2 separate regions of the Homo sapiens genome follow, and region 1 is linked to region 2. Evidence: read pairs that join two places in POLR2A ChIA-PET (ENCODE). Cell type or tissue: Panc1. All regions are shown on one strand. Links, peaks and the distances in the headings refer to the core of each region. The heading gives the core; the rest is flanking DNA. Region 1 overlaps KSR1 (kinase suppressor of ras 1). Region 2 overlaps LGALS9 (galectin 9).

Region 1 (15,715 bases), core at 6,877-11,876, 71 kb after region 2:
GGAACTTCAATCAATTAGCCCCAAAAGCCACCTTATGATCTGCACCAACTTCTGGGGGCATGGGCAGTGAGGTGGTGTATGTGCCAAGCACCGCCTCCATCTGATCTGCATGGAGACACTGGCCCTGAAGGCCTAATAATCTCACTGCTCCAGTCCCCGTGTTACCACAGCAATTGGAGGATGACAAGGCTGGGGCTGTCCTAGAGATGGGGGTGTTGAATGTTCCTCCAAGGTTCTGTGAAGGGCCCTGGGAGTTTCTGCCCGGGCACTAAGGGAGGGAAGTGTAGCTCCTCTTCATGCTCCCCCTGTGCCTCCCTGGGGTTCCTACAGCCAGCTCCACTTCAGCATAGTCCCTGCCTGCTGTACCCCTCCTCATCCCCAAGACCCCGCCCACAGCTACGTGACTCTCCTTAGCCAGCTCGGGATAGTACAAAAATAAACTCCTATTTTGCTCAGGCAAAAACCAGACATCTCTGCATTTCCAGACAATTAAAAGCAGACTCCAGAGGCACAGCTGTCTCCCTCCGCTCTGACTCATGAGAGAGGCCCCACAGCATAGCCACGTGCAGGAACGTGCTCCCAACCTGGAGGTGGGGGTGGGAAAGGGGGTCAAGGGTTGCCCAGGTGTCCTCTCCTCCCAAAGGGGCTTCTGCATCTCCCATCTTTTGGGGCCTCATTCAGAGCTGCGCTACATTTCTGCCTCCAGGAATGTCCCTTTCCTGAAGAGTGGGATCCCAGGACATCAGGTGGGGTTCTGGAGATGGCTAAAGTCTAGCGAAATCAGGCAGATGGCACCGCCTTCCCAGGGGTGCTGCTTTACCGTGGCAGCCCAGCAGGCCAGAGTCCCTGCTGGAGAGTCTCGGTGGGGAAGGGCAAGGTGGAGACAGGGCTCTTCATGGGGCTGCCTGTGGGCTGAGATGTGCTCAAGGTCTCTGATTCTCAGAGAGCAGCCACCAGCTGGGCTGAAGCCAGCCAGTCACTTTAAGGCCACCTGTCTTAGGGCTATTTCCTGAGGTGGTCACCAGCACCTCTGCTTCTGGACTATGGAGAGGCTGAACGGGCTAAGAGGTGGGTCAAAGAGGTCCACCCCCGATGGGGACAGCAACGCACACACGACTCCCAGGTGGTAGAGGGGATGGAAATGAATCTCTCTTACCAAACCTGGAGGAGACAAAAAGCAGAGAGGGGGATTACGTCACCACGCTGGCTCGGCGTGTTCCTAGAACACTACCCTTGGGCGGGAGCAGGCAAGGGGCTGGGACGTAGGACTCTGAGGCCTGGCTTGAGGCCAGACTGGCTGATTGACTCTGGGAACCCCTGCAATCTCTGTGGGGACATTTCCTCAATGGAAAGGACTAGAAGGGCATTCCCCAGGCCTCCCCAGGGGACATCTAAACTCAGTGCTGTGCACTTTAATACATTAGCTTACGTAAGCCTCGCCAGCAACCAAGCATGGTAATTAGAGTTCAGCCCATTTCACAGTCAAGAAAACTGAGCCTCAGGAGGCTCAGTAGGTCACATGGCTCACAGTGGGAGAGCCTGGCCCAGAGCCAGGCAAGAAAAGGGGTCAGTCAGCTGGAGAGACCAGGCCTGGTGGCTCATGCCTGTAATCCCAGAACTTTGAGAGGCTGACACGAGTGGATCACCTAGGTCAGGAATTCAAGACCAGCCTGGCCAAGGTGATGAAACCTTGTGTCTATTAAAAATACAAAAATTAGCCAGGTGTGGTGGCACATGCCTGTAATCCCAGCTACTCGGGAGGCTGAGGCAGGAGAATCGCTTGAATCCGGGAGGTGGAGGTTGCAGTGAGCCGAGATTGCGCCACTGCACTCCAGCCTGGGCAGCAGAGCAAGACTCCTTCTCAGAAAAAGAAAAAATAACTATCAGTTGGCAAGGGTGTGGCTGGACAGGAGGGCAGAGATAACAGCTGTGCAGAGCAGAGGTAGCCCCTGAAAGGAGAGTCAGGCAGGGACACACCCTGAGCCTCCCCAGGGGGCAGCCACTGCCCCTGAGAACACATGGAGCTGGAGGAAGCAGAGCACTCAGGGGTCACCAGAACAGCGAGGTGGCCTGAGCGTCACGTCAGTGCTGGTTCTGGTAGCTCTGCAGGGACTGGACTCAGAATCCCAGGGTCTGAGGCTCAGTCACTGGCTGGAGTTTGAGGCTAGTTGTGTCATCTGCCTGAAGCTGTGTCCCTGCCACCTTCTAGCATGGGAATGAGACCACAGCTTTCCTAATGCTCTTCTTGGGAGAAGACAGAAACACAGGGACTGGGTTGAGCCCACTGTGAGGCCTCCTCTGACTGACCCATGTTCGTGTGGCCATCATCACTGCATTCTACAGCCCCTTCTGGGTGGGACCCAGGCCCCAGCAGGACAGCCCGAGTGGGAGCAGCAGGGTCGGTGACACCTGGATCTCTCCTCCTTGGGCAGCATACTCAAACCCATCGGAGCTGTCCAGGCTCCATCCCATAAAGGACCCTAACAGCATGCACTGGGAGAGGGGATCAGGCCCGTTCCAAAGATGACTCCAAGGCCCAAGATACACCAGGGCCCAAGGAACCCCCTAGAAAAAGGGTGCCCTTATTGCTTCTCGGCCTTTTGGCTAAGATCAAGCGTAGGAAAGGGGTGCCCATGCCGAGGAGAGAAACCAGGTGCCCCAATCCTCAGGGGTACAAGAAGGTAAGAGGCACCCAAGGAAAACACTCCCTTTCTTTCTGTGCTGCCAAGGGTATACTGACAAGGGCAATCTTTGTAACAAAAAAGACAATGATCTAACGCCCATCAAGAAGGGACAAGATAAACTATACAACGAAATAATATGAACAAGTCAAACAAATGGGGTTTAATTAATTATAGACATACACAAAACTGCTAGCCTGGTTGGCTCCTGAAAGGGGAACCCTGTGACTGAATAAAAATGGTGGGGTAGAGTTTTCACCACGTACCCTGAGAAGCCACAGAGCTGCTGCGCTTTGGACCATGTGACTGTCTCACTTGTTCAAAATATATAGATAGAAAAATTTGTAAGTCAAAAACTAAACAAAAGAGTAAAACATTCCAAGATGTACTGACATGATGTTCTCAGAGATACCAAGGGAAGTTGAAAAAACAAGTCATGGGACAGAGTAGATGGTATGGTATCTGACAGTCACTAGTGGTTTCTGCCAAATATTCCAGTTCTCCCCTCCTGGGCGTGTGGGCAAAGAGCACTGTTTCATTCTCCTGTTCAGGTTGGGCCAGGAATGGTGGGTGGAACTTCCAAGAAGGAGTACGCAGCTGCCAGGGCATGACATCTGGAACTCACTTCTCCCTCTGCCACCGTGGCCAGCAATGTTCAGACAGTCTGGGCCCGGAAGGAGGCTGACCCATGATGGACAAGATGGACAAGGCGGCATGAGCAAGAAACAAATCTTTGTTCCTTTAAGACCTGGTGATTTGGGCATATCTGTTATTTCTGTGTAACCTGGCCTACCCTGACCCATACGTGGCATCACGTCATGTGCATGTACGTGTACATACAAAACCAAATCTAGAAGGATTCAGCCCACACCACTAAAGTAGTCTGAGGAATGGACTGAAAGATGGGGGCACCTTTTACTTTTGACTTTACACACGTCTATAGGGGTTGATTTTATTGGTCCTTCCATATATCTTTATGATTAGAAAACCACAGAGGGCACTTTTGGTAGCTGCCCAGAAGGAGCACTCACCTCATCGAGGAGACGTCATCAATGCGGTTCCCCAGCTGAGACTCATGGGACTTGCTCCGGGTGAGTGTGGGGAAGCTGGGCAGCAGCTGGAAGACCTTGCGGCTGGGTGGGGGGGGCGTCCGTGGTGGCTTCAGCTTGGTGTGCCGTCGCAGCTGGGGTGTGGTGGGCGGGGTGATGAAGCTGTGCAGGGCACGGGGGGTCAGCCGGCCGCTGGCGTGCAGGGGAATACAGGTGTCTGAGAGGCCCTCACTGAAGCTGGGGGTGGGGGAGTCTGAGGCGGGCAGAGCTGACACGGAGATGGAGCGTGGGCCCTGGGCGCTGTTGCCTGCTCTGCCCAGCTGGGAGCTCCCTGGGGGCCAGGGCAGGCTGGCTGCTGAGAGGGTGTCCGTGGAAGGCCCTGAGCCACTTTCCCGCCGCGCATCCAATGAACTCCAACTGGAGTCCTCCTTGTGCTCCCCTCCTGTGGACCAAGACGTGGAGTCACAGATGGTCAGGGCTGGAAGGAATTCACAGGGGAGATGGCTAGGGGCCAGAGATGTTCAACACCTGGTGTGAGGCTGCACTGTTTCTTAAGGGAAGGCTTCAACTACCAACCTTTACCTGGTTTATAAAGGCCGCTCACTCATGCGCACACATTATCTAGCCAACCATGAGGCCCTCGGCGCAGATACTACCACAGGTTGAGCATCCCTAATCTGAAAATCCAAAATCCAAAACGCTCCAAAACTTGGGAATTTCTGAGCACCGACATGACACTCACAGGAAATGCTCATGGGAGCACTCTGGATTTGGGGATGGGGAATGCTGAACAGGTAGGCATACTGCAAATGCTCCAAAATCTAAAAAAACCCAGACTCTAAAACACTTCTTGTTCTAAGCATTTCAAATAGGGGATACTCAACCTGGATCTCTGTTTTACAGAGGAGGAAGCACAGCCCAGAGAGGAACTGGCTCGTGCAGGGCTCTTATGGGCAGGTCTTGGGGGAGCAATCCAGGAAACCCACCCCAAAAGTGGGGTGACCTCAGAAACCGAAGGGGTGACCAATCTTTAAGAGTTAGGAAAGGGAAGCTGGGTGTGTGAAGGAAGGAAAAACTCCACTTTAAGAAAATTCAAACATTGGGACGAGGGGCTATTCTGAGCATCCAACAGCAAAGTGCTCTGGGGCTTGTGAAAAAAGATCCAGGAAGAAAGGGATCAACAGCCACTTCCTTCTACACCAGCCTTCGAGTGACTGTGGGCTGCCCCTACCATGATCCTGTGCCTGAGGCCCCCGAGGCTTGTGTGGCTCTGTAGTGTTTGAGCTACAGCCATTCAAGCACATGCTGGATGCTGGGTGGAAAGGCCTAAAAAGACCCATCCTTGTGCTTGTAGAGTCGAATGGGCATGACAGGCACATAACACACTATGTATGCTCTGTGCCAGGACAGGGGGCTCTGCAGAAGAGCAGACCTTAAATCAGCTGTGGGGGTGGAGAGAGGGAGTGTGCCAGGGAAGGTTTCCCAGAGGAGGTGGCACCTGGGAGCCACCTATGAAGCTAGCTCCACATGAGCCAGCTATGGAAGAAGGTGGAGAAGGAGCACCAGGCAGAGGGAACAGCATAATGGGAAGGTAAGGGCATACGGCACCTTCTGGTCACTACGAAGAGTTCTGTGTGCTGTCAGAGGTAAGGACAAGCTGGGGAGAGGCAAGGGATGAAGCTGGGGGGGTCAGCCTAGTGGGGCCAGATCAGGAAGGGCCTTGAATGTCTTGCTAAGAACTTTAAATCTCATATTGAATTGTAATCCCAATGTTGGAGGTGGGGGCTGGTGGGAGGTGACTGGATCATGGGCGTGGTTTCTCATGACTGTTTTGGCACCATCCTCTTGGTGCTGTTCTCGAGAGAGTGAGTTTAAAAGTGTGTGGCACCTCCCTGCCCCCTCTCGCTCTTGCTTTTGCTCCTGCTCCTACACTGTGGGACGCCTCACTCCCCCTTGCCTTCCGCTATGCCTGGAGCCTTCCCGATGCCTCTCCAGAACCAGAAGCTGCTATGCTTCCTGGAGAGCCTGCAGAACCATAAGCCAAGTAAACCTCTTTTTTATATAAATTATCCAGTCCTGCAGATCACCAGGTCAGGAGTTCGAGACCAACCTGGCCAACATGGCAAAACCCTGTGTCTACTAAAAATACAAAAATTAACCAGGTGTGGTGGTGCATACTGGTAGTCCCAGCTACTTGGGAGGCTGAGGCACAAGAATCGCTTGAACCCGGGAGGCAGAGGTTGCAGTGAGCCAAGATCGCGCCACTGCACTCCAGGCCGTCTCATAAATAAATAAATAACCAATCCAGTTTCAGGTATTTCTTTACAGCCTGTGAGAAGGGACTGACGCACCTGTATTGCACAAGCCCTGCCTCCCTCCTCCCTCCCGCAATATCTGTTCTTCTCCCCAGTGTACAGTGGAGGTCACTGTGACTCAGGGAGGCCACAGACACTGCCCAAGGCCAGAGAGCTAAGAAAGTGGTGGGATGGGAATTGAAAACATCGATCTCAGCACCGTGCTCCCCACCTTGCCCCCGACAATGCTACTGATTCTGAATAACCTAGAGCGGAACAGCTGTGGGAGGTAACAAGCTCCATCAGAGGTGGTCAAGCCACTTCTCAAGAATAGGGGGGATGAATTAGCCTTCCCAATTCATAAGTTTCTTTGCACATCCCATCCCCTCTTCAAACACCCTTCCTCCCACCTGACTGCAGTGACTTTCTATTCAGGAACCGACTAGACAGGAGTTGCTCAGTCCCTGTGCTCCCATACCGCTTGCTCCTTACGAGCTACAGCCATGACTGACACTGTAGCTCATAGACTGGCCTACTGGAGGCACCAAACAGGTTTCTTATTGAGCAGATGAAAGGATGAATTTCATGAATCTATGAGTAAGCCTGCTACCAAAGGGAGCAAGCTTGCCACCAAAGGAAACAAGCCCCAAAGTTGCAAGTTGCCTATTTAATCACCACTGCTCTAGGCCCACTTGAGGATGGCCAGTGGGTCTTGATGTGTGCACCGACACCAGCTGATTGGCAGTGGCTGCTTGAGAATGACACTACAGTCACACAGAAACATCTGTGGGTTAGTGATATCTGCCTCGGGTGAAGGATTGGGAGGATCAGCAGGAATGTTCATCTCCTATTCACCAGCACAGACAACCATCCTTCACTCACTTTTTTTTTTTTTTTTTTTTTTTTTTTTTTTTTGGTGAGACAGCATCTGGCTCTGTTACCAAGGCTGGAGTGCAGTGGTATGATCTTGGCTCACTGCAACCCCTATCTCCCAGGTTCAAGCCATGCTCCCACCTCAGCTTCCTGAGTAGCTGGGATTACAGGCACACACAACCACTCTTGGCTAATTTTTGTATTTTTTGTAGAAACAGGGTTTTGCCATGTTGCCCAGGGGGGGCTTGAACTCCTGAACTCAAGCAATCAGCCTGCCTCAGCCTCCCAAATGCTGGGATTACAGGCCTGGGCCACCATGCCCAGCTGTTCACTCACCTTTCTTTAGACCAGAGATTGCAAAGGAAATGACTTCAACACTTTCTATCACCTCATAGGCCTCACACTGAAAAGAACATCTAATACATGCCAGGCTCTGATCTAAGGACTTTACGTTAACTCATTTCCTTTTCACAACAACCCTGAGAGAGGTGTCGTTATCACTGCCATTTTACAGATGAGGAAACTGAGGCAGAGTGAGGTGAAGTAACTCACCAAGGTCCCACAGGTTCTAAGTGGCCGAGCAGAGTGCTGGGCCCAGGCAGGGCCCAGGTGGTTTCATTCCATAGCCCACCTGTACTCTGACTAGACTGCTCTCACCAAGCCCCATGGGGATGCAATGAAGATGCTGTGATGCACAATCTAATGGGATCACTGGTACCCAGCGGATCCCAGCAGGTGCCCGTGAAGTGCAGCCAGCACTGGGCAGACGAAAGGCCGGTGTCCTGGACTGTGATGGGGCTAGGACTCTGCTGGGGATGCAGAGGCACCACAAGCTGAGACTAAATGAGAGAGAAGAAACCCAGAAAATGCTTCTTCTTCAGGGGCCTCCTCTAAGGCCTGCTGGAAAAAGCACCCTCTGAACAAGAAACCTGAGTTCAAAGCCCAGCTCTGCTCCATGCCAGGTGTGGGGCCCCAGATGACTCATCCAACGCCTCCAGTGGTCAGAGAGGCCTCAGCTACAAAGCGAGCTCAACACTACCTCTTACAACGATGTGGCCACAATATGTGTGTCACACGCCTGGCACACAGTAGGTGCATAAATTAGTGATCTCCCTCTCTTGGCATCTAGGACAGGTAGACAGCAGCCTGCATGACACAAATAGGTCACTACCACTTAAAAGCTGACTCTTCCACAATTCTTTAAAATCCAGGCATAAGGAGGAAGCAAAGAAGGGCTGACAAATTACCCCAAAGATCTCAGCTTGGGTGGCAAGCATGGGGACAAACCAATCGCCATCAGGGCCCAAGGTTCAAATTCTGGCTCAGCCACCAACTGCTGTGTGCCCTTACCCAAGCCCTTTCCCTCTCTGAGCTCAGTCTCCTGTAATATGTGAGAACAAGAACACCAGCCACACTTCTGTTGTGTTTATTTTCAGCATCTGCCGGGAGACCTGGCAGGTCAAGATTTTCTGAATTGAGTGCAACTTTCTACACTGTGCCGTGTTCAGAGGACTTGATACAATGAGGGCAGAGAGGAAATTAAGCCCGATCCTCTCTGGGAAGAAAAAACCAGGCAGAATATAAACCTTGGTGCCTTCCTTAAGCCTCAGGCAGACGGAGATAAGACAGGGGCCTCAGATAATTAAAAACCAGGCCTGATTCCATTCATGAGGCTTATTTTAATGCCTTATCTATGTGGTAGTGGGACCATTAAGTCAGGCATTTGAAGCTGTTTCCGACGCAAGATTTAGAAAGCCTGTGAATAATTCCCAAGGACCTCGTGGCAAGGCCAGGATTACACACTTTGCCTGGGACAGCCACGTACACACTCCCAGCTAAAGAGCCATAGAGTTTCCCTAATCACCCTTGGCTCAGGCCCACATCAGCATGTGCCTTCTGAGCACAGAACCCAGCCAGCAATGGGGACAGGAGAAGACGGGGAGAGGGCTGGGGGCTGGAATGTGGGAAGCTGGCAGAGGGTACACAGAGCCCTCAACAGAGAGGAAACCATGCCAGGCCAGCCCAGCCCAGCAGACAGGCCTGGGATTTCTAACCATGGCTGAAACCCCTCAGATTCGGCCTGGCCAGACCCACCAGGATCCAGAGCCCTGAGGACCCTGGGAGAGCTTCTCAGGAGGCTGTGAACATCCAACCCTGGCCTTTCCAGGCTGCCCCAGAAACCCTGGGCCACGCTTGCCCCGCTCCATCACCCACCATAGTGAAGGCCACAGCCCCAAGGGCACCAGGCCAGGCAAGGGAGAGGGTGGCAGGCCCCACGTACCCAGGCCTGTCACCTTCCGCAGGCAGGTGAGGGCATACTGCAGACGGCCACACTCATCCCCGCTGGCCCCACAGCGCCGCAGCGTCTCCTTCACCTTGGCCTCATTCATCTCCAGCAGGGCATCCAGCGTGAGGTCTCGGGGGATCTCCTAAGGGGACAGAGGGACAGGCAGAGAGGCGGTGAGCAGTCGGCTGGGCCGGGAGCCCCTCAGCCTCAGGCTGGCCTCCTGCTGAGTGGCAGGGGCCAGCTGCTGGCTGGGCCGGCCTCTGACCAGAGCCACCACGTGCTTGGGGACACAAGCAGAGCTCCCTGGCCCCCACCCTCCAGGCTCCCAGAGACAGCAGCTGAAGCAGACTCGGTGGGGGGTGAGGGGAGGAAGTAAAGACCAGAAAGGTTTGGACGAGGGCATGTTGCCCAGCTTGTTTCTTCTTACTCCTCTGCACAGAAAAAAAACAGCGAGTCATAACAACTTTTTAGAATGACGAGTACTTCAGACAAAGATGGCCCTTCACAATTTTGTTGTATCTGAATCAGATAAGAGAGATTTCAAATCAAACTGGCTCAAGAAAGGAAGGATTTAAAAAAAAAAAACAAAAAAACCTCACCAAACACTGCAGAGGCACTTACTGCCTCACCTGATTTCTATCAAAACTTTTCACTGGCCCCACCTGACAGATGAAGAAAGAGGCTCAGAGAGATTATGTCACCTGCACGAGGTCACTAGGCCATACGGTGAAGAAAGTGGCAGGCAGAATTTTAAGGTGGTCTTGTGACCTTTGTCCCCTGGTGTTGCTCCTGATCTTGTTACATTACAGAAGTCTCCCTCTTATCTGCAGTTTCAGTTACCAGCAGCCAACCATAGCCTAAAACTATTAAATGGAAAATGCCAGAAACATTCCAGAAATAAACAATTTATAGTTTTAAACTATGCACCATTCTGAGTAATGTGATGAAATCTTGCGCCATCCAGCTCCATCCCACCGGAGACGTGAATTGTCCCTTTGTCCAGCGTCTCCACACTGTCTCCACTCCCGGCCTGTTTGTCACTTAGTAGCTATCTTGGTTATCAGATCAACTGCCACGACCTCTCCCCACATAGGCACTTTATCATCTCACAGCATCACAAGATGAGGGGTGAGAACAGTACAGTAAGATATTTTGAGAGAGAGAAGAGAGACCACATTCCTGTAACTTTCATTATAGTGTATTGTTATAATTGCTCTATTTTGTTATTGTTGATTATTAATCTCTTACTGTGCCCAACTTACTAACTTTATCAGAGGTATGTATGTATAGGAAAAAACACAGTATACATCATATATATATATATTCAGTACTATCCATGGTTTCAGGCATCCACTGAGGGTCCTGGAACATATCCCCTACAGAAAAGGGGGTATTACTATATACAGCAAAAGGGAAATTATCCAAGTAGGCTTCATCCAATCACAAGAGCCCTTTAAAAGCAAAGGGTTCTCTTGAGCTGGTAACAGAGAAGTCAAGAGACCTGAAGCGTGAAAAGCAGACTTTGAAGGAGGAGGGGAATGGGGGTGGCCTCTGGGAAAAAAAGTAGCCCCTGGCTGACAGCCATTGAGGGAATGAGGACCTCAGACCTCCAGCCACAAGGAAATGGATTCTGCCAATAACCTGAATGAACGTGAAGTGGATTCTTCTCCAGAACTTCCAGGTAAGAGGAAGGCCTGGCCTACACCTTGACCTCAGCCTTGTGAGATCCCAAGTAGGGATATAAGCAGAGCCTGAGTGGATTCCTCCACCTAGAGAACCATGAGATGATAAGCGGGTGGTGTGTTAAGCTGCTAAATTTGTTATGAAGCAATGGAAAATACAAAGAATGAATGGTAGAATCAAGGCTCAGTGGACTTCAAAACTTGTGCCCTTTCCTCTCATCAGGGAGGGAGGAAACCTCTCCAGCTCTGACTACTTTGAGCCACATGACACTGTCAGAGGCACTGGAACCAGAGCCATTCCATCTTGAATAGGGGCTGGGTAAAATGAGGGTGAGACCTGCTGTGCTGCATCCCCAGGAAGTCAGGCATTCTTAATCATAGGGTGAGAGAGAAGGTCACAAGATACAGGTCACAAAGACCCCATGATAAAACAGGATGAGCTAAAGAAGCCAGCCAAAACCCACCAAAACCAAGATGGTATCCCAAGTGACCTCTGGTCTTCCTCACTGCTCATTATATGCTCATTATAATGCATTAGCATGCTAAAAGACACTCCCACCGGCACCATGACAGTCTACAAATGCCATGGCAATGCCCAGAAGTTACCCTATATGGTCTAAAGAGGGGGAGGGGCCCTCAGTTCCAGGAATTGCCTGCCCCTTTCCCAGAAAATTCACAAATAATCTACCCCAGTTTAGCATATGGTCAAGAAATAACCATGAAAATAGCTAACTAGCAGCCCTCAGGGCTGCTCTGCCTACGGGGTTGCTATTCTTTTGTTTCTCCACTTCTCTAATAAACTTGCCTTCATTTTATTCTGTGGACTCACCCAGGATTCTTTTTTGTGCAAGACTCAAGAACCCTCTTTTGGGATCCAGAATGGGACCCCTATATCCAGCAACAATACCAAACCTGGGACAAATATAAAAAACCAATGGGACATGCCTCTGGTCTCAAGTGGCCTACAGCCCAGTGGGAGGAGTGACAGACATTTAAACAGGTAACTACAATGCAGTAAGATGCGCACTAGAGCAGAGAGAGTTCAAAGAGCTATGGGACCAGATCAGACCTTTTTTTGTCTTTAACCCTTTCTATATTTTCCAGATTTTCTGTAACAGAGAAGGCCAGACATTCCACATCAAATGACTGCTATAAAGCTCACAGTTCTTGAGAATCTAAGCCAATCCTGATTTTTAGCAAGTTGTGTCTAATTTTACTTTTAAGGACTAATTTCATTGTCATTCCATTTACATGCTGTAATTCCTTGTCTCAAGCGTCAAAACTAACCCTAATGAAGATACTGGCTGAGTCCTGAAGGTATGAGGCCCAACCCATACCCCTCTCTCCCATAGCAAGGCTGGAGCTAGATGCCTGCCTTTCTGTATTTGTTTGTTTTTTACTGTACCCGCTGACGGCAGATGCTTTTGTAGCTTTTCAGTATATTCTTCAATCTTCAGGGCTGTAGGCAAGAATCACATCACCACTTAGCATGATCACACCAAAATAAAGCCAGACACATAACTGTACCAAGAAGCTCATCACTGGTTGGCCAAAACCCTGGTTGCCTTCCAGAAGATAAAACTAAAGTGTCACAGGAACCACTGATGAGAACGGCACCAGCAGGGGAGGCAGATTAGACAAATGGTGCCATGCAGAAGCTTCTATACAATCAACATGTCTTGCTTTCTTTCCCTTAGCCTGTCTTCCACTGAAATGAGGTTTGGATATCTTTGCCCTCATTTGACTGTTAAGAGCACCTTGGCGATACCGTCAGGGTAAGCACAAGAGCAACCTTCACCTTATCTGAACAAAGCAATCCTCTACTTGTCCGGAAGGGTGTCCTCAGTTTGTCTCTCCACCACATACTCCAAGGCTGTGATGACTCAGCAGTTTGCCCAGATGATGATAGAGATGTTTAATGGGGCTGGGGAGGGAGCCAGGCTGAGGAAACCCAATCTTCAACCTAACTATAATGCAAATAGGGATTCTTTTTCTTTCTTTTTATTCATCTCCTCCTCACCCATACCAAGTTTCAAGTTCTCAAAGTAACTACATTTATTATTACAAACTATTTGCCAGAACAATATGCCTAGGGCTTTGTATACATTATTTTATCTTTAATCAACTCCGCAAGTAGATGGAGTTAAGTCCATCTTACTGAGGCTCAGAGACTTCACAGCTTAACAAGTGGCTGAGCAGAATTGAAACCCACGTGCGCACGATTCCAAACCTCCTCCAAATATTCCATGCTGTCCACTTGTTAACCTGGCAAAGCCTTGGGATACAGCAGCTACCTTTCAGGGGAAATTATTTTTTTCGAAGTAAATTAATTTCTACCTACTTTCAGAAAATAGAAGTGAGGTACAGAAACAGCTGGATTGGTTACAGCTCCTTTGCCTTATTTGAACAAGATTCGAACAGTTGGCTACATTTGATTGGCACAAGTGCAGTCTACAGTGTTTTTATACCTCCACTTGTTATAGTTCATGATATACAGAAAAACCTTTAGGCTGAACTTAAAATATCTAAGGAGGTAGCTCTAGGCTAAACTTGATTTAACACACTTCTCTGCCTTTTTACTGAACAAGAAACCCAACGGCAGCAATGGCAATGCTAAACAGAAAACCCCCGCTTTCCTCCCTTGGTGTTGGGGAAAGGGGCAGGCAATGGAGGGGCACCAGAACTTCTGGTTTTAAAGAAATCTGAATTTTTATTTTTAAATGGCTGGCTTTTACATGGTGATAACTAATTCAAATCTGTGCAAACAAAACAAATTATGTCCATGAGGAACATGGGGCTTCCAGGCCTAAGCGCGGAGACCCCATGGGAAGAATCTGATGCCTTCCAAGGTTAATCTGATCAGTGAGTGACATCTAAAACTTTATTTCTGTAGGCAAACGGGGGAGGATGCAGGCCCAGTAGCAAGTACTCCAGGGGACCAGGCTTTCTCAGTGAGGGGCCCACCCTGGAAACAAAGTGCCCCACCTCCCAACTCTACAACTGACTCTGAGACCCAATGTTAACTTAATCAAGAAAGGAAAGCTACCAGGACGGTCGCGTGGCTGTGAAGGCCCCTGCGAGGGGCCCTGATATCTCCCAGTATCATGACTCAACAGTGCCCCAAAGCAACTCAGCACCCCCGAAACCTCACACATGGATGTGACTCGCCCACCCACAGTGACAGGCACAGCCAAGTCTGATTTAGGAAGATGTTTTCAAAGCAGAGTAACTCACAACTTTCCTGGATCATCTCTAAACCAAAAACAAATTAGGGAATCAGTTTTGCCACCTGCTGAAGGTGAACTCGCAGGTGAAGCCACTCTGAAACCTTCTCAGGTCTGAGAGGCTCCAGTGCCCCAGGAGGGCATCCCATCTGCCAGGAGGTGCCCAGAAGATGCTAAGTTGTCTCAAAGCCAAGGGCAAAAGGCCCCTCTCTCTGCCCATACCCCAAAGTTCTGGAGAACCCGGCTGGGAGTCCGTACTGCCTCCAAGGAATTACTGCCCACCCCAGCTTCTGTCTAAAGAACAAAATATGGAACTACAAACCAAAAACGGAAGACATGGATGCCCAGACCATCATAGGAGATGCCCAATCCATCTTGAGAGATGCCCAGTCCCAGCTCCGACAAGTCTCAGGGTTAGCATGGGTGCACACAGGTGGGGATGCAGGAATGAGGAGCAGAGTGACAGCATCAGAGATCATTGGCTCCCTGCCTCTGCCTGTCTCTCTCAAACCAGGAGATATGTTCTCCAGTAGGTGGGATTAAGTTATTCTTTCTGATAATAATTGGAGAGCAGGGCCAGTTGAGTGCTGAGGTCACTCCCAGTCTGTGACAATCCAGTCATGTCATTAGCAGGAGACTGCTGGTCTCCATTCTCTCCAGTGGAGGGTGAGGATGGGTTTGGGCAACGTGCTACCCCCTCCCCCAGCAGCTGGCAGAGGCTGGCGTCACAGGCCATGCTGGGTAAGCCGGCAGCTCAGGGCCAGTTAGGTATCAAATGGTATCCAGGGATTTACTAGCAGCCACGGGGCTGCCTGGGGTCTATACTTAGAAACCTGGGCCTGCTGACACTGAGAGGCGCCACACTCCCTGTGGCCAGTCAGGTGGACCAGGAAAATGCCAGGGGCGGCACCGCTGCTGTACCGGCCACGTATACAAACACACTGCACTTCACGCAAGAACACGGGTGAAAGCTGGGTTGAAGGAAGATCAAGAAGCAAACCCAGGCTCTGTGTTTCTGTTCAGTTTTGCATCCCTAGAACATGCCTCAGGCAGTGCTGCTGGAACACAGGTCCATCTGTGGAACCTGGATCACTGGTGTGCATGGGTGATGAAAGGGATCCTTAACCCCAGACCTTTCCCCAGGAACTGGTCAGACCAGAGAGGCCAAAGGTGGGCTCCTAGAGCCCTGTGGGTGGTGACATAGGACCCTGCACATCCCTCTGAGGCCAGAGCCCAGCGGGGCTGGAAGGAGAGAGAGAGAGAGGAGCAAGTGGAGAAGGTTTCTATGGCAGCCCAGGCTGGGAGCCACATGTCTCAAATTGGCAAGGGAGCACCTGACAGATGTTTCTCCTACCTGCACCCACCATTGGGGCTCATGGAGAGGGAGGAGTGAGACTTGGATAGTAACAGTCAGATATTCTGGGAGGCACAGGAAGGGCTGAGGCAAGAGCCCAGGTCAGGCAGCCTCCAGGGGCTTCCACAGAAATCAGCAGAAAGCCTGGGGATGTTGGCTTTGCTTGTGGCCAGTTCCGGGCCCAGCCTCCTCACTACCCCACCCCTGGGAAGCAAGGCAAACAAAACCCCCTCCCAGGAGAGTCAGTTGGTTCCTTGAGGGCAAACTCCCC
Region 2 (15,715 bases), core at 9,296-14,295:
TGATAATGACACCACCAGTGTATCCCCCTCAATGCAGTGGCCAAAGTCAGAAAGTGGGATCAGCTGAGCGTGGTGGTTCACGCCTGTATTCCCAGTATTTTGGGAAGCCAAAACGGGTGGATCATTTGAGGTCAAGAATTCAAGACCAGCCTGGCCAACATGGTGAAACCCCATCTTTACTAAAAATACAAAATAAATTAGTTGGGCATGGTGGTGCACACCTGTAATCCCAGCCCCTCGGGAGGCTGAGGCACGAGAATCGCTTGAAGCCGGGGAGAGGAGGTTGCAATGAGCTGAGATTGCTCCACTGCACTCCAGCCTGGGTGACAAAGACTCCATCTCAAAAAAAAAAAAAAAAAAGTGGGATCAGAGAGGCAGAGCCTGGCAGTGTCCGCCACCATCTAGGAGAAAGTGAGGACGAGGAGACACATGTCCTTGTGACTGCAGGGTGATGGATGTGGTTCATCAGGACCCTGGTCAGAGGAAATAACGTCATACTCATATTTTTACCTAATATTTAGGGAACATGTTTACCAGGCACAGCACCAACTTTTTTTTTTTGACACAGTCTTACACTGTCGCCCAGGCTGCAGTGCAGTGACATGATCTCGGCTCACTGCAACCTCTGCCTCCCAGATTCAAGTGATTCTCCTGCCTCAGCCTCCCAAGTAGCTGGGATTACAGGTGCCCACTACCACGCCCAGCTAATTTTTGTATTATTAGTAGAGACAGGGTTTCCTATGTTAGCCAGGCTGGTCTTGAATGCCTGACCTCGTGATCCACCCGCCTCAGCCTCCCAAAGTGCTAGGATTACAGGTGTGAGCCACCACACCTGGCCACAGCACCAACTATATGTGCGCAATTTCATTCAGCGCTCATGCCAACCCAGCAAGATAGGTTGTGCTATCAGATCTGTTTCACAGGGAGGGAACCCAAGGCCCAGAGGCTTTAGTCACCTCGGAAGTGGAGAGCCAGGGTTTGAACCCATGTCTTCCAGCCCCAGGGTCTGTGCTGTGACTGCCCTGCATGCTGCCCCCTGGGAGTTCCCTTTGAGCTCATCTTCTGCTCACCCAGCACCTCTTGGTACAGCACCCAAGGGACTGCAGTCATGGGCTTTTCTCCAAGTGAACAACTGGCCTGTGAGGTATCCATTAGTCTTTGGTGGATTTAGTCATTGTGAGTCTGTAGATCACCGGTGAGTGTCTTGCTAAAGTTCAGGTCTGGGCCAGAAAAGGACGTGGTTAGTTTATCAGGACCACGCCAACTTACTGCCCCTTTGGGGGCTGGTGATCAGCCTTCCCTGGCAGTCCTTTCTCCATGCGCCACCTTCTTCCTGCCTTTTGCTCTTAGAGCCAGGTCTTTAGAGCCTCCTTTCCCCTGCAGCTGGAGAATAGAGGGTGTCTGCCTGGGGGCCTCGCTACCTACTGAGAATCCTGAATGGGGCCTCTTTTCCATCCTGACACCTTCCTTCCCCATCCAGGCAGCTACTGGGTCAGTGACAAGAGGCTGCCCCCCTGCTCACTCAGCCAGGCCCTCACCTACTTCCTGGACATCACCACACCCCCACCCAGCTGCTGCTCCAAAAGCTGGCCCAGGTGGCCACAGAAAAGCCTGAGAGACGAGGCTGGAGGCCCTGTGCCAGGTGAAGATCAGGGCTGGTGGGCAGTGGGGGTATGTGGGGGGTCCCAGCATGTGGGGAGCCAGAGTCCAGAGCTGGTTTTAACTTTCAAGAGGGATCCACACCAGGTTCCCAAAGTGAGACTTGTCAAAGGCTGGTGGGAAGCCAGGCATCGTCCGCTGGCCCATGTCTAGGACACAGTTGTGTTGAGTGAACTGAATTTTTCCAAGTGTCTGCAGGATGCAACCAGAGTGCACTGCCTTGAACATTAGCTAGAAAGGGGAGCCGCCCTTATCCGTCTTTGCTTTCCCCAAAACTGGAATAAACTTGTCACTTAAGATGTATTGGGGGATGGATGGTGTGGATGAATGGATAAATGGGCATAATGGGCAGAGTGACAGATGGAGAGCTGAATTAATAAGTTAATGAGAGAATGCATTAGCTCACCTGCAACTGTCTGGTTCCAAGTCTGCAAAAGGCACTGGTTGTCATTATTATTGTCATCATTATAGCTAATTATCTCGATTCCAACTACCTCCACCACCATTATTTTGTGGCTGCAATGTACTAACTTGGCACATGCTTTCTCATTTAATTCCCATAACATCCCCACAAGGCAGGCAATACTATCCTTGTTTCACAAAGGTTAAGTAATTGGGATGAGATTCCACAGCTAGTGAGGACACCCAGCCAAGATTTAAACCCAGGTCTGATTGGTTCCAAAGCCTTGCCCCAAATTAAATTGCAACAAAAATTTGACCCCTGCCCACGAGTTGCCGACAGTGGAGGAGGTCACATAAGTTAGATAAATGTACTGGACTGAGTTCCTCCAGGACAGGAACTATTTCTTCTCAAGCTCGGTAGTCTCAGCACCCTGGACAGTGCCTGGCACATGGACTTGTTTGTTGAGTGAGTGAGTGAATGAATGAATGACTACTAGGTTGTGAAAGCCTTTTCCCCCAAAGTGGGGCAGGTGCCCTGAGTCGCTCACATCACCCTCCACTTACTCTCAGAGTACAGCAAGTGGAAGTTCACCAACAGCCTCACGTTCCTGGAGGTGCTGGAGGAGTTTCTGTCCCTGTGGGTGTCTGCTAGCTTCCTGCTCTCCCAGCTCCCCATTCTGAATCCCAGGTTCTACTCCATCAGCTCCTCCTGGGATCACATGCCCATGGAGATCCACCTGACTGTGACCGTGCTCATGTACCACACCCGAGGTGAGCCCAGGGAGGAGGATCTGGAACAGCCGCAGTCTGCCCCTTATTGGGCATCTGTTCATCAACTCAGCCTCAGCTCCCTCATCAGTTCAAGGAGGGAGGGAACACCCACCACCCAGAGTTGTTAACCGTAATAGGAGGCGTGTGGGAGAGATCTGTAGGAACCAGGCACTAAACCAAGCCTTCTGTATGTATATGATCAGTTACATTGTGGGGTAGGCCCTGTGTGCATTTTACAGGTGGCACAGAAAGTCACACTGTTAGTAAGTGGAGAGCAGAGATTCAGACCTGATTAGTCTAACTGCTAAGTCCAAGTCCTCCACCACCCCACTGTTCCACTACTCTTGGGACAATTTAATGAGATCAGACGTGGAGAGCACCCAATGCTTGGTGGGAGGCCAGTGGTTCTTAGTCTTCCTGGTCGTGCAGCCTGAACACAAGGGAGATTCTGCATTGATTGTTCATTCACTTACTCAGCTCATTCAGTGATGGTTTATCTCACACCTCCTCATGCCTGGCACTGGGGTGGGTGTGGAAATACAGCAGACATCAGCCCTGCCCTCAGGGAGCATCTAGAGGCGGCAGTGGAGAGATAGGCATAGAAATAATTAGATTATTCTCATTGTGCTGAAGCCAAGAAGGAAAGGTCAGGGTCACTGAGGGAAGCAAAGTGGGCCGGGGTGGCAGGGGGCGGGGTGATGCTGCCATAGAGCGGGAGGCCAACATCTCGTCCAGGTGGTCTCGGCTCCACCACTGGCCGCTGCCCCCTGCCCTGCCCTCTGTAACTGAGCGTTGCCTGGGTGGGCAAAGCTGGGAGCTGCCCACACTTCTGAGTCCTCTGTCCTCTAGGAAGCACAAACACAGTTTCTAAAAACTGGCCAGAGACTCTGTTTGCCCTGCTAGAGAACAGCCACCCAGACCAGGAGAGGAGAGGCCTACATGTCTTGTGAGAGCAAAATTTAATCCCGAGGAAAACCAGGGGGACCTCTGCAGTTGGTTGGAGGCCTCCTTCAAGTGCTGGGCCATTGTAAGGGGAACAGAACCCAGAGAAACCTCCTGGGTTTCTACAAGCCCGGGAGGGCCCACTGAGGAGGAAAGCAAGGTGCCAGAGCAGGCTGAAATGCGCGGAACTCATCCACCACCCAGGGTTGCTACCAGCAAGGGCCACGCTCATGAGCACGCACAGCAGTAGCCACCCTGAGGGGCCACTTCATGCTGCTGTCAGTGGAGCTCAGTGGTGAGCTGGGAGTGTTCCCGGAGAAAGTCTTTGGAAGGAGCACTGGAGTAGGAGTCAGGGAAGCTGAGCTGTCCACCTGATTCCACCGCGACCTGAGTGACCTTCTCCAAGTCACTTTTCCACTCCGGAACTCAGTTTCTGCTTGGGCAGACGGGACAACCTGCAACCTCTCTAAGTCCCTTTCAACGTTCCTCAGCTCCGCGCTTACAGAGGGTGGATCTCAGAACCAGAACAAACAGCTGCTCATTGAGTCCTGAGAGTGCCTGAGTGGGGGCGTCCAAGGAGGCCGTGGTGTGGGCGGAGCAGCTGGTACAGTTTGCACATGGGCAGTAGGGGACATTGGTCACTTTGTGGTATCGTAGCAGATGGCCAGGGTCCCCTGCACCACGGCGTCTGCAGCACATGGCTCAACAACTGAAGCCTCAAAACCCAGTGCCCTGCTTTGTGCGGAAGTAAGCACCCCTTCCACTCTGTCCCCTGTGGGACCGCCGACCCCTGGGGGTTCCGGGAGGAAAGGGAGGGATCTGGGGTTTAGGTGCCACTCGGGGGCCCCGTGGCCCATAAAGAAGACACTGGGGTCACACTGGTGTGCCTGTCTCTAGCAGGGACAACGATGACAACAGTGCTGGAGGGGCCCAGAGTCCAGTGAGCATGGCCCTTTTTCAGAAGGACCTGGGGGAGGTGCTGGTGCCTGGACAGAAGTGAAGCAGCCTGCAGGACATGGGAAATCAAATAGGAGCTTCTTGTCCTCTCCATCTCCTCACGACCACCCCCCACAGGCCCAGCTCCCCAGCCATCCTGTGTGTGCGTGGGCCTGGGGTGTCTGAGGACTGGCCCCCTCTTCTCCTGTCCTCTTCCGTGTCAGCGGCTTCCACCTCCCCGAGGATCCCTCCCATCCTCGCATCCTTGTCAGGCCTGGCACAGGTATCGCTCCCTTCCACAGTTTCTGGCAGCAGCGGCTCCATGACTCCCAGCGGAAGGGTAAGGCTGGAGGCTTCCCAGGTGGCAGGGGCACCAGGGGCAGCGCCTGCCTAGAATCAGAACCGCAGCCCCACGAACGGTTCCTGGACCTCTCTGGAGGGAAGATCTCCCAAGTTTGCCTCCCTGTGCGGGCCTTTGTGGGTTAGAATGGCCGCCTTCACGTCTCCGGCACCGGAGCCGGGGCTCCCTCTCCTGGTAGTGGGGATAATGGGAAAGTCCTTGCTTTTGAGCTCCGATGGGCTGAGGGAATCCCGCATCTGCATTTTCAGTTGTGTGACTATGGATGAGTGATCTGAATGCCCTGGGCCTCAGTTTCCTCATCTGTAAAGTGGGGATAATGCTATTAACTAGCTAGGATACTTGTGGGAGTTAAGTGAGAATTCCAGTTGGGCTTGGAGCCGTTGCGCCCTCTGGTGGCCAACATGATAACAACAGCCCGGGACTCCCGGCAGTAGTGCTGGAAGGCCGCAGGACCCTGGTCTTCTGGTGCCGCCGCCCAGATGAGGACCGCCACCTACCGGGAGGAGATGCTAGAGATGACCCGGAAGCGGGTGCTGCATGCGGTGCACACGCCTATTCCCTCCTGCCTGGCAAGCTAAGGTAAATGCAGCCTAAAAGCTGGTGAAGCCATTACACACACAGGCTTCAGTATGAGCCCTGGGTCCCCACGGGCCCCTCGCCTCCCTGAGACTTCAGCTCTTGAGCTCTAAAATGCAGGTAGTTCACAACCATCAGAGTGATGCTATGAAGAGCGTTACACCCTCTCATACAGCATAAGCGACAGGCCCGGAGAGGTTCAGGACTAACCTAGGTCACACGCGGGTTAAGCCCAGAGCTTAGCCTGCTGAAGGTCCCCAGCAGGACCCCTGGGACATGCGACTGCCCAGGGAGAGGTGATCCAGGCTGGCTGTGTCAAGCCCAGCAAGACTGGAGGGCGGCCAACGCTTCCACCACGGCCCTCAGACAGGCTCTGCTGCCCCCAGGGCCGCGTTGTCTCCTGAGCCGGAGGTGTCAGAACAGACTCTCGGTCCTCACACATTTGTCCCATCAGGGCACCTCTCGGGTCCAGTGCTCTGTGCCCAGTGCTGGGGCCACTGGGCATCCTGTGTGGAGCAGGAGCAGAGAGTCCCCGACTGACTCCTGGACCTTCTAACTGCGAAGCCCGGGATCCGTACCCTGCAGGGACCTGATGGACAGTCTGCATTGAGAGGCTACCTTTTCCAGAGTATAGACAGAGCCCTGGGCAGGGGGACTGGCTTCACTGATGCTTCTTTGAGGCATGGCAAATTCAGAGACAGTCTGGGATCCCCACTGGATGGTCAGCCCCTCGAGGGCAGGACTGTGTCCAGCATTTATCTCTCTAATCCCAGCCCAGCCCCAGGGGCATCTGTGCGCCTCATCCTAAGCCTGGCCCCATGCAAGGTCCTGGCTGGGAGGGGACTCACTCCTCACCCCTTAGTGCCCTCTCCCCACTTCCCTGAGGACAGCAGGCCTGCCTGCAAGCCTTGTCCCCAGCAGCTGGGGACTGAACCCACCACTTCCTCTGGTTTCAGGTCGATGTTCAGGACATCCTGCAGCAGCAGCTGGCCAGCAAGGTGCTCCGTGTACTCCACGAGGAGCCAGGCCACCTCTATGTTTGCTGGGATATGCGCATGGCCTGGGATGTGGCCCACACCCTGAAGCAGCTGGTGGCTGCCAAGCTGAAATTGAATGAGGAGCAGGTCGAGGACTATTTCTTTCAGCTCAAGGTATAGTAGTGGGTGTGTGGGCTGAAGGTGCCGGCCAAGGGCACAGGCCGTTGGAGCCAGGACCAGGGGTGGCAGGTAGACCCAGGGGAGTCAGGCCCAGAAAAGTTCTGGGCCCCAAGAGAATCTTAGCAGTGGCTGAGATCTGAGCTGGGTGGGCTGTCAGAAGGCCCTACTGCACATCCTGGACCAGTTGGCAGCTTTGAGAAGTCGGGGGAATGTGTTCCATTTTTCCATCTGTAGAATGGGGGCAGGAGAGTCTCCCTGGCCTCTCCCCAAACCCCCCTTTCAGAAAGTATCTGTGTGGCCAAAGCAAGGCTGTGAACACAGGGGAGAGCAAGGCTGCCCCTTGTCAGCCTCGTGTGAACCTCACACTTCTTATTTACACCCAGGCTGGCGTCTGCTCACCCTCATCCCCCCAGCAGGAAGGGCTTGCATTTTATTGATGAAGATAATAGTGATATTTATCAAGGGCTTACACTGGGCATACTACTTGCCAAAGATTCTGCTGTGACATTTTGTTCAGTGCTGCCGAGGATTTTGTGAGGGAGGCACCCCATTTTGCAGAGGGAAGGGGGCCTACGGGGACCACAGCAGTGAATATGAAAGCCTAGAGCTCAGTCTGCCTCTCTGTGGTACCAAAGCCTGTGATTGTCACTTCCATACTCTCCCTAAGACACATTCGTACGTTCAACCAAACATTTTTTGAGCACCTACTATGTGCTAGGGATAGAGCAGTAAATGAATCAGGCAAAAATTCTTTACATTCTACTGGGGCTGACAAACCCAAACAAGGAAGAGCTGTAGTGCTTCAGAGAAAAACAGCAGGAAACAGCCCAGAGAACGCTGGGGAGTGTAATTTTAAATAGGGTGGCCAGGGAAGGCGGAGCTGGAAGGCGGCATCTGAGAATAAACCTGAGATGGTGAGGAGGAGCCCTGTGGATACTGAAGGAAACACTCTGGGCTGTTCTGGAGGGGCAGCAGGTACAAAGGCCCCGGGGGTGGGAGTTAAGCTGGTGTGTTTGAAGAACAGTGAGGAGATAACAGGCATTTCCCCAAATGCGTTGAATGGGTCGGTAGACAGTTGGCATCAAAAAGGTTCCAAGGTCGAATAGCCTGGGACATGCTTAGTTAAGGCAAGGCAAACACGTTGCTTTACTACAAGACTTCTGGAAGCCTTCAGCATGCTGCTGCTCATCAGGACCCTTCAAGGCTGGAAGGAAAGAAAGGATGTGGCATTTCCCAAACATATTTATCTCAGAGCTCACACCTCCTGGAGTATCTTGGGTGGGGGATGAGTGCTGGGCAGGAAATGGGTATGCTAAGTAAAGCTTTGGAGATGGTTAGAGGGCCCGCACCAGAGCAGGTGCTGAGGGCCGTTAGAGTCTAAACCAGATTCAAGCACAATCTTAGTATGACAGTTGGGAAGACAGATGGCTCATGGAGGTCCATGTGATAGGGAAGCTGGGCAACCCCGGGGGCTCATCCCAGCCTGGACTTGACACTTTGGTCTCTGTTTCCACCTAAAAGAGCCAGAAGTGCTATCACGAAGATATCTTTGGTGCTGTATTTCCCTACAAGCAGACAAGGCGGCAGTGCAGCCCAGGAGCCTGGAGATGTCAGCGCTCTGACGGCCCGTAGGAGGGGTTAAAGCTGCCGGCACAGAACTTAACCACGGAGCCAGCTCTGCATTATCCGAGGTCACAGGGCCTGGGGAGATGGAGGAAAGTGATATCCCCCAGCCTCACATCTTATTTTTTCACTTCATTCCCCATCAAGCCCTTTACTTGACCTCCTACCAAGTAGCACCCTGGATTGATCAGAGCCTCCTCTCTCAAGCTGGGGCCTTCCTGGTCCCTTGGAGACGAAATCTTCAACGCCAGGCCTGGCAAGTGGGTGAAAGATGGAACCCGCTGCTGAGTGCACCACTTCAAGTGACCACCAGGAGGTGCTGTCACACCACTGTGTATTTAACTGCCTTGTGTACAGTTATTTATGCCTCTGTATTTAAAAAACTAACACCCAGTCTGTTCCCAACGGCCACTTGGGTCTTCCCTGTATGATTCCTTGATGGAGATATTTACATGAATTGCATTTTACTTTAATCACACTGTATGTGTGTGTGGCGGGGGAGGGGGGTTGGGGGCTGTTTTGTAGGGAATGTGGCCCTCAGTTATACAGAGTGGGGAGCTGGTGGGTGTCGCAGCCTGGACAGATCCCCCACAGAGGGACAACCCAGGCAGGCCATGGCTCCTCTGAAATGGCTGCCAGGTGTGACAGCAGAAGATGGAGCTTCGTTGCTTGTCCAAAGACCTGTGGTAGGGCAGGGGGCACAGGCCTGCCTCCCTCACAAAGGATCTGAAACGGGGTCTGGCGTGGGTGGGATTCTCACATGAGGCCAGCGCTTCTGGGAAGGCCTTGAGCTTCTTCTTAGACACTGTCTTAGCGTTTTGCTCTGGGGCCACCTGTCCCATGTGAGTTTGTCTCATACGGATGTGGTCCCTGGGAAGGCAACATGTCGAGGCAAGTGTGGGCCACAGCATCCTCGTCTGAGGGATTGGGGACCCTCCCGGGTTTGGAGCTGGCCAAGGAAGGCTTCTTAAGAGACTGAGCCCCATTTCCTTCTCCTGGTCAGAACCAAGGAAGGAGCTCAGCAGGGGACGCTGGGGTCCTAGCAACACACGGCTCCCAGCTCGGGTTTGGTGTCTGCCTCCTGGCCGCCCTAGCCGACTTCGCCCCTCTCTCTCCCCTCCCTCTTCTAGCAGCAGAGTCTCAGGTGGCAGGAGAAGGTGTAGTGTCAACCTCAGGCTCCAGAAAAGCTCTGTGCCCTGCGCGACAGCCGTGCATCTCAGCAACACAGCCAGGAGTCCGCTCCCGGACCGGGGCTTCTCAGGTTTGTGTTTTTGTTGTTGTTGTTGTTTTGTTTTGTTTTTAATTTTGAGACGGAATTTCACTCTTGTCACCCAGGCTGGAGTGCAATGGCGCATTATTGGCTCAATGCAACATCTGCCTCCTGGGTTCAAGCGATTCTCCCCCCTCAGCCTCCCGAGTAGCTGGGATTACAGGTGCCCGCCACCACACCCGGCTACTTTTTTTAAATTATTATTATTTTTAGTAGAGACGGGGTTTTGTCATGTTAGCCAGACTGGTCACAAACTCCAGACCTCAGATGATCTGCCTGTCTCGGCCTCCCAAAGTGCTGGGATTACAGGCGTGAGCCACCATGCCCAGCCGGCTTCTCAGCTTTAATGTGTGTGTCTCACCTGGGGTGTTGTGAAAACGAAGGCTCTGATCTCTCAGGTAGGTATGTGTGTGTGTCACGGGGCAGGGGGGCGGTGCGCGGGATGCCGCGTTTCCAACAAGCTCCCAGTTGCTGCTGGTGCTGCCAGCTCCGAGGACTACACTGGGGCCTGAGGAACTGGATTCTTGCTGAGCCAAGCAGGATGTGTTGGCATCACGTGGACGCGGAGCTGGGCTGTTGGGCAGTGGCCCAGTGGCTGGCAGAACCCCACACATGAACACTGAGCCACTTTTCCCACGCAAGCCCTAACCCCTAATGCCGGGGAGACCCACAATGGAACACACACCCAGACGGTGCTTCGGATCAGCTTCTCCTGACCCCCCTCCCCAAGCCACCTCCTCCCACTGGGACGCCAGGTCTGAGGAGGCAGCTCTGACCCTGCTGTGGCCCTCACAGGCTCTGCCCCAGCCCCTCTCCCATCTCGGAGGCATGGGGCTGTTTCCTGGTGTCCCCCATTACCACCCTTCCTGTGTCCGAGACTCCTGCCCAAAAGGCTAGAGCCCCAGCCTGCTTTCTCCAACACCCTCGTGGGATTTGCAAGAGACCCTCTGGGAGGAGGTGTGAGGTCAGGACCCCCTGCCCAAAGGGAGTCCATGCTTTCCCATCCCACTCCTCTCAGCAGCACCCCCGCCCGATTCCACAGACTCCAAAATGTCTCCAAATGAATTAAAGAAGCCATGGTCAACCCACATGAATGTGCCAACAAGCATTTTCATTTCTTTATTTTAAGGACACTGGGAAAGGAGCCAGTCCTCTGAAGAGAACACTCTGGTCAGGTGGTGGAGGCCAGTGGGAAGCCATCAGGCCTGCTTTCCAGGAGGGGTGAAGGGTTGGTGCACGGTGCAAGGTGAGAGTGAGGTTAAAGGTCAGAGAGGAGGGGCTGAGGAGGCCACCTCCCACCAGGAGCAGACAGCTGGTGGCTTGGGACTGGGGTGGAGCTGCGTGGGGGATGGGAGGGGACTGAGCATGGGGCTTCATCTTCACTGCCCACTCCTCCCCTCTCCCTGGCTGTGCCTGCCTCCTGGGATGGTAGGATTCCAGCAGCTGGAGCCCCAGGTGCTGCTGCGGCTGAGGAAGGCAATCCCCGTCAGCTGCCTTCTCCGTTCCAGGGTGGCTGTAGCCAGAAGCAGGACCAGACAAGGACATGGCCTCTGCATTAAAGCCCAGATCCCAGGCAGGGTTGGAAAGGCTGGGCCTGGGAAGTGGGGATGATGAGAGGACCCAGACTGCCCCACACCCCAGCCCCCGGCCCCAGGGCCAGGAAGCCGCCTATGTCTGCACATGGGTCAGCTGGATGTCGCCCCCCACTTCCAGTCTGTTGATGGTGGGCAGGTTCCTCAGGCGATGGTAGTATTCAAACAGGTGCTGACCATCCACGGCCACCTTGAGGCAGTGAGCTTCACACAAGATCCACACCTGTGCAGAGATCATGCCGTTTGCACTACACTTGGGAAGTCCTCCACCCTCACTGCAGCCTCCTCTCTCCCTCCCTCCCACCCTCCCTCCCTCCTCAGTTGTTAATAAGCCCCTCACCTGCACTCTATCCCCACTGAACGACGGCTCTTCACTAAACAGGCTGTGCGTGCTCTTTCCCCTGTACTGTTCCCTGGTCTAGAATACTGTTCCCACCCCATCAGGGACAGGAGCACTGGCCTGTGCCGTCTGTATCCCTCAGGCCCAGCACACAGGAGTGCTCTGGGCCTGGGCTCCTGCAGCATCAGTCTCCTAACTTGTCTTTTCCACCCCAATGCCTTCTCCACGAAGCAGTCAGGGTACAAATGTTAAAACCTCCTTCCCTTTGCAATAGCTAACACTCCTATCACACATGCCACCTGCCAGGCACTGTCCTAAGCATACTACAGATACTGTCTCATTCCATTCTTACAACTCTAGGAAATTCATGATTATTAGCTCCATTTTGTAGATGAGGAAACTGAAGCACAGAATAATTAAGTCACTTGTCCGAGGTCACACAGCTGTCTACAAATCAAAGTATGTTGCTCCCTGGCTTGAAACACTCCTGAGGCTTTTCACTGTGTTAAAATCCAAGCTCCTTTCCATGGCTGCAAAGCCCTACATCAGTCATTTTCAACTCTGACTGCAGAGTATAATCACTTAAGGCATATTTTTAAAATACGAATGCCCAGCTGACTGCCTCATTGGCCTGGGCTGGGGTCCCAGCACTGATATTTCCTTTGTAAGCTCTCTGGGTGATTTGAATATGTAGTCAGGGTGGAGCACGCCTGCCTGCTGTTCCTGGACAGGCCACACCCGTGCCTCTGCACGTTGGCCCTAGCTGCCCCTCCCAGGCTCGCTCTATCTCATCGCTCTGTTTTGCTTTGTGCGTGGCACTGTCGTTATCTGTGACAATCTGTCCATGCTTTACTTTCCTTGTTCTTTCCCCACCTAAATTATAAACTCCCTGGAGGCAGGACCCTGTCTGTGTGCTTCATGACTGTGCCCCCAGCATGTGGGGTGCTTCCTGCGCAAAGCAGGCGACAAGAAAATGGTTGTTGAGTAAATGAAGAAATGAATAACACCTCCTTCTTGGGTCTGATTTGACACTTACTGACTGTGTGACCACAAGCAAGTAACCTGCACTTGTGAGTTTGTTTCCTCATCTGAAAAAGCAGATCCCAGCACTTCCTTCATGCGGGACAGTAATAATAATAATAATTTGTTGGCCACCTTCTCTTCTTTTGGGCCTTCATCCCAGAGGAATCAGCCCCCATACTGTTCAAGGTACCTCAAACCTCCTTTACCCCCTCCCCCTGTGCACCCATGGGAGCCTCTCCAAGCTCCAGACTGCGGTGCCTTACTGAGAAGCTCTGGCCACGGACGAAGGGCATTTTTCGGGGCAGACTTCGCTCCTCAGACCCCCAGGAGTTGTCGATCTGGGTGTTGCGGACCACAGCATTCTCATCAAAACGGGGGTTCAGGTGGAAGGCGATGTGGTTCCCAGAGCACAGGTTGATGTGGAACCTGGGGTGGGCAGCCCACCTGAACCTTTATCCACCGAATTCTGAGTCCCATTTCCTCCCCATCATCAGTAGCCTTCCTGAAGCCAGGGGAATGGCTGGACTGACCTTGAAGGGCTCTCTCTTCCCAGAGGTCACTGGAGCCCTTGGCTTACCTCTGAGCACTGGGCAGGACAGTGCCTGACAGGAGGATGGACTTGGATGGGTACAGCCCTCCCAGAATGGTGGTGATGAAAGGCATCGGCTGTCGGAAGAAGGGGGACAGGTCAGCCACCACGCGGAAGGGGAAGATTGTACCAGTTCCCATGAATTTGGGCTGTCAGCTGAGAAGAAGCCCATGATATCTTTACTTGGTTCCATAAAAGCCAAAGGAAAACTTTCCAGTGCTCCTCAAATTAATGGGCTTAGATTAGTGTCATGAAAGGAACTTTGGCCAAACACAAAAAGACTCGTTTCGTGGGGTGAAAAGGGAGGGACATGCAATGTGCTCATATTGACACGACAGTTTTAAGGTTGAAAGCTCCTCTCCACAGCCTTCTAATTCGCTGGGATGCTTTGAAGCCCTTCAGCTTAACAAATGACTGCTTTTAATTTTTCAAGGCCAGTGGATCCCCCCACAGCGGCCCTTCACCCCCAGCCTGCCCACCACAAACAGAACCTCTGCCCTCCCTGAGAAACCACTTACATAGGCGGGGTGGGGGTACATCATAGGTGGGATGGCGGGAGTCTGTTGAAAAGAAACCAGGAAATTCAATGGGAGAGCACATGGGTGCGCGAGCACTCACCCAGGCGCACCCACGCGTTCTAGAGAGGACTCCACTGTGAGGCTGACCTCGTGAGCCTTTGGCCCTTGGACTCGCCCGTCTACCTCCCTTTTCATGTTAGCCTTCCTGGAACTTCCTGCCGTGTTCCCAGACCACACCACGGTCACCTGCCCCTCAACCCCTCCGCAGGCAGCCCCACTAATTCTAAGCCCCCCTGCCTCATTTGCACCATCAGGAGAAGAGCTTAAGCCTGTGATCAATAGTGACATCCTGGGGACCCAGGATGCAGGGCCAGGAACCTCACATCCGGGTGCTGGGGCCACTGTACTCCCCACTTGGTGACAGATGGACCAGTTTCCCTCCCGGTCTCTAGGGGACTTGTCTCTTCCACCACTGGATAAACCCTGCTTCTTCCAGAATCTCTGCTGTCCCAAGGACAGCTTTAGCCACATGTCACCTGAGCCAAGCACTCAGCCCCTAGTGTCCCCATCCTCCTTGCTAAACCGCTTTCTTCCCGACTCTAGGGCTCTAGGGAGTTTAGTTTTTGGTGAAGGAGGACACTGTGCAGCTGTGAACTGACCAGAACTTGTAGACTTACAGAGAACATCTGTCCAGGGGCGCTCTGCACTGTGTGGATGACTGTCTGGGTCTGGAAGAAAGAAACCAGGTCTCACCCAGGCTCTCACGTGTGAAAACCACCAGCTCCCACCAGAGGGCGCCACACGGCAGGCACCCTCCAGGGGGCGTAACAAGCCCAATGGCCCCACAGACCCCACAGAGGGTGGGCCCAGGTGTCTCTTCTCTCAAGGGGATGAGCGAGGGGCAAAGGTTAGAACCCTGGAGAAGACAGATGGGGACGCTGGTGGCTCTGGCCCATCTTTCCTCTCGGGGAAACGTCTCTCAGCCTAGCCTCCCTTTGCAGGTGACAGAAGTGAATGTGGGGCATGGTCTTCCGTGGCTGCCCACGGGGTGGCAACTCAGGTTGTTTCATCCAACCCCCACATCCAACCCCCAACCTCACCAGGCCGGGCAGATGGTCAAGGGTCTGGTCTGTGCCCTCCCCACTCCCAATGGGAGAGGCCCAATGCCTGGCCCTGCCTCCTCCATGAGCCCAGAAAAGCCAAAATGAGGACGATCCAAAAAGAAAGCAAGAGACTTACAATGGGAGCCGGGTTGGCAGGCCACACGCCGGGAGGCTGGAGGGGTGAGGAGAGTCAGAATGGTGGTTATCGCGGGCACCACAGAATGGGAGGAGATGGTGGCAAAACTCCAGGGAGGCTCTTGTGCTCAGAAATGCCTCCCCGGACACACCCACCTCCCTCTTGCTCCCAAGCAAGCCTTCCTGAGCCCGTGGCACCCAGATTTTTACCCCCAGGTGTACAGGGCTTTGGGGTTGGGGGGTAGGGTATCCCCACTGGTTCCTCTCGAGAGAGAGGAGACTGGGTTTGATAGAGACCTCATTGCTTTCTGTAGCTCCCACAGCGAAGAGCATTACTTCCAGTGCCATATTTCACCCATAAGGTGAGAAGTGGTATTTGTTGAAGGCCTATTGTGGGTCGATTCCTGGGCTTCAGTGCTTTCCAACAAGGGAAGCAGCCTCAGCTCCTGTGTCCCTAGTGAGGCAACGAGGCTCAGAAAGATTAAGCAACTTGCCCAAGCTTGCCAAGGTGGAAGGGATCAAATCCAAAGTGGCAGCCAGTTCTGTCTGACTGTATCCAGCACACTTTCTATCCTCCCCAGAGCCAGGGCCAGCGCCAGGGCCAGGGCCAAAGTTGGGCTGCCCTGCAAATGTTCCCTGGGGCTCGACCAGTCCTGAAGTCAGCGTGGCAGGAGGCAGGTGCCCTGTCTGTACGGTGATGAGCCATAAGAAGACTGCG

What was found. ChIA-PET counts read pairs that join two places held together with the same protein. Peaks named below come from ENCODE experiments on the same cell type or tissue, not always from the same donor. Only the 100,000 strongest peaks of a DNase experiment are listed, where the experiment ranks them.
Region 1: POLR2A ChIA-PET joins it to region 2 with 5 read pairs; 2 of 35 experiments call an interaction of 5 or more read pairs at or near these places.

Annotation. Positions count from the first base shown.
Region 1 is chr17:27,571,103-27,586,817 of GRCh38, reverse strand. It overlaps KSR1 (kinase suppressor of ras 1), which reads right to left. Exons shown (of 21, transcript NM_001394583.1): 3 at 9,179-9,326; 4 at 3,713-4,172; 5 at 1,157-1,161. Among named protein-coding and RNA genes, the nearest start is that of LGALS9, 52 kb to the left of the region's middle. RefSeq lists an enhancer at 7,454-7,523. In Panc1, for the core only: no CTCF peak of the experiment used is centred there; no DNase peak of the experiment used is centred there; H3K27ac peaks cover 665 bases.
Region 2 is chr17:27,644,633-27,660,347 of GRCh38, reverse strand. It overlaps LGALS9 (galectin 9), which reads right to left. Exons shown (of 11, transcript NM_009587.3): 6 at 14,999-15,034; 7 at 14,437-14,487; 8 at 13,760-13,801; 9 at 13,230-13,318; 10 at 12,916-13,078; 11 at 10,788-11,512. The coding sequence ends at 11,366. It also overlaps the pseudogene NOS2P1. Among named protein-coding and RNA genes, the nearest start is that of LGALS9, 21 kb to the right of the region's middle. In Panc1, for the core only: no CTCF peak of the experiment used is centred there; no DNase peak of the experiment used is centred there.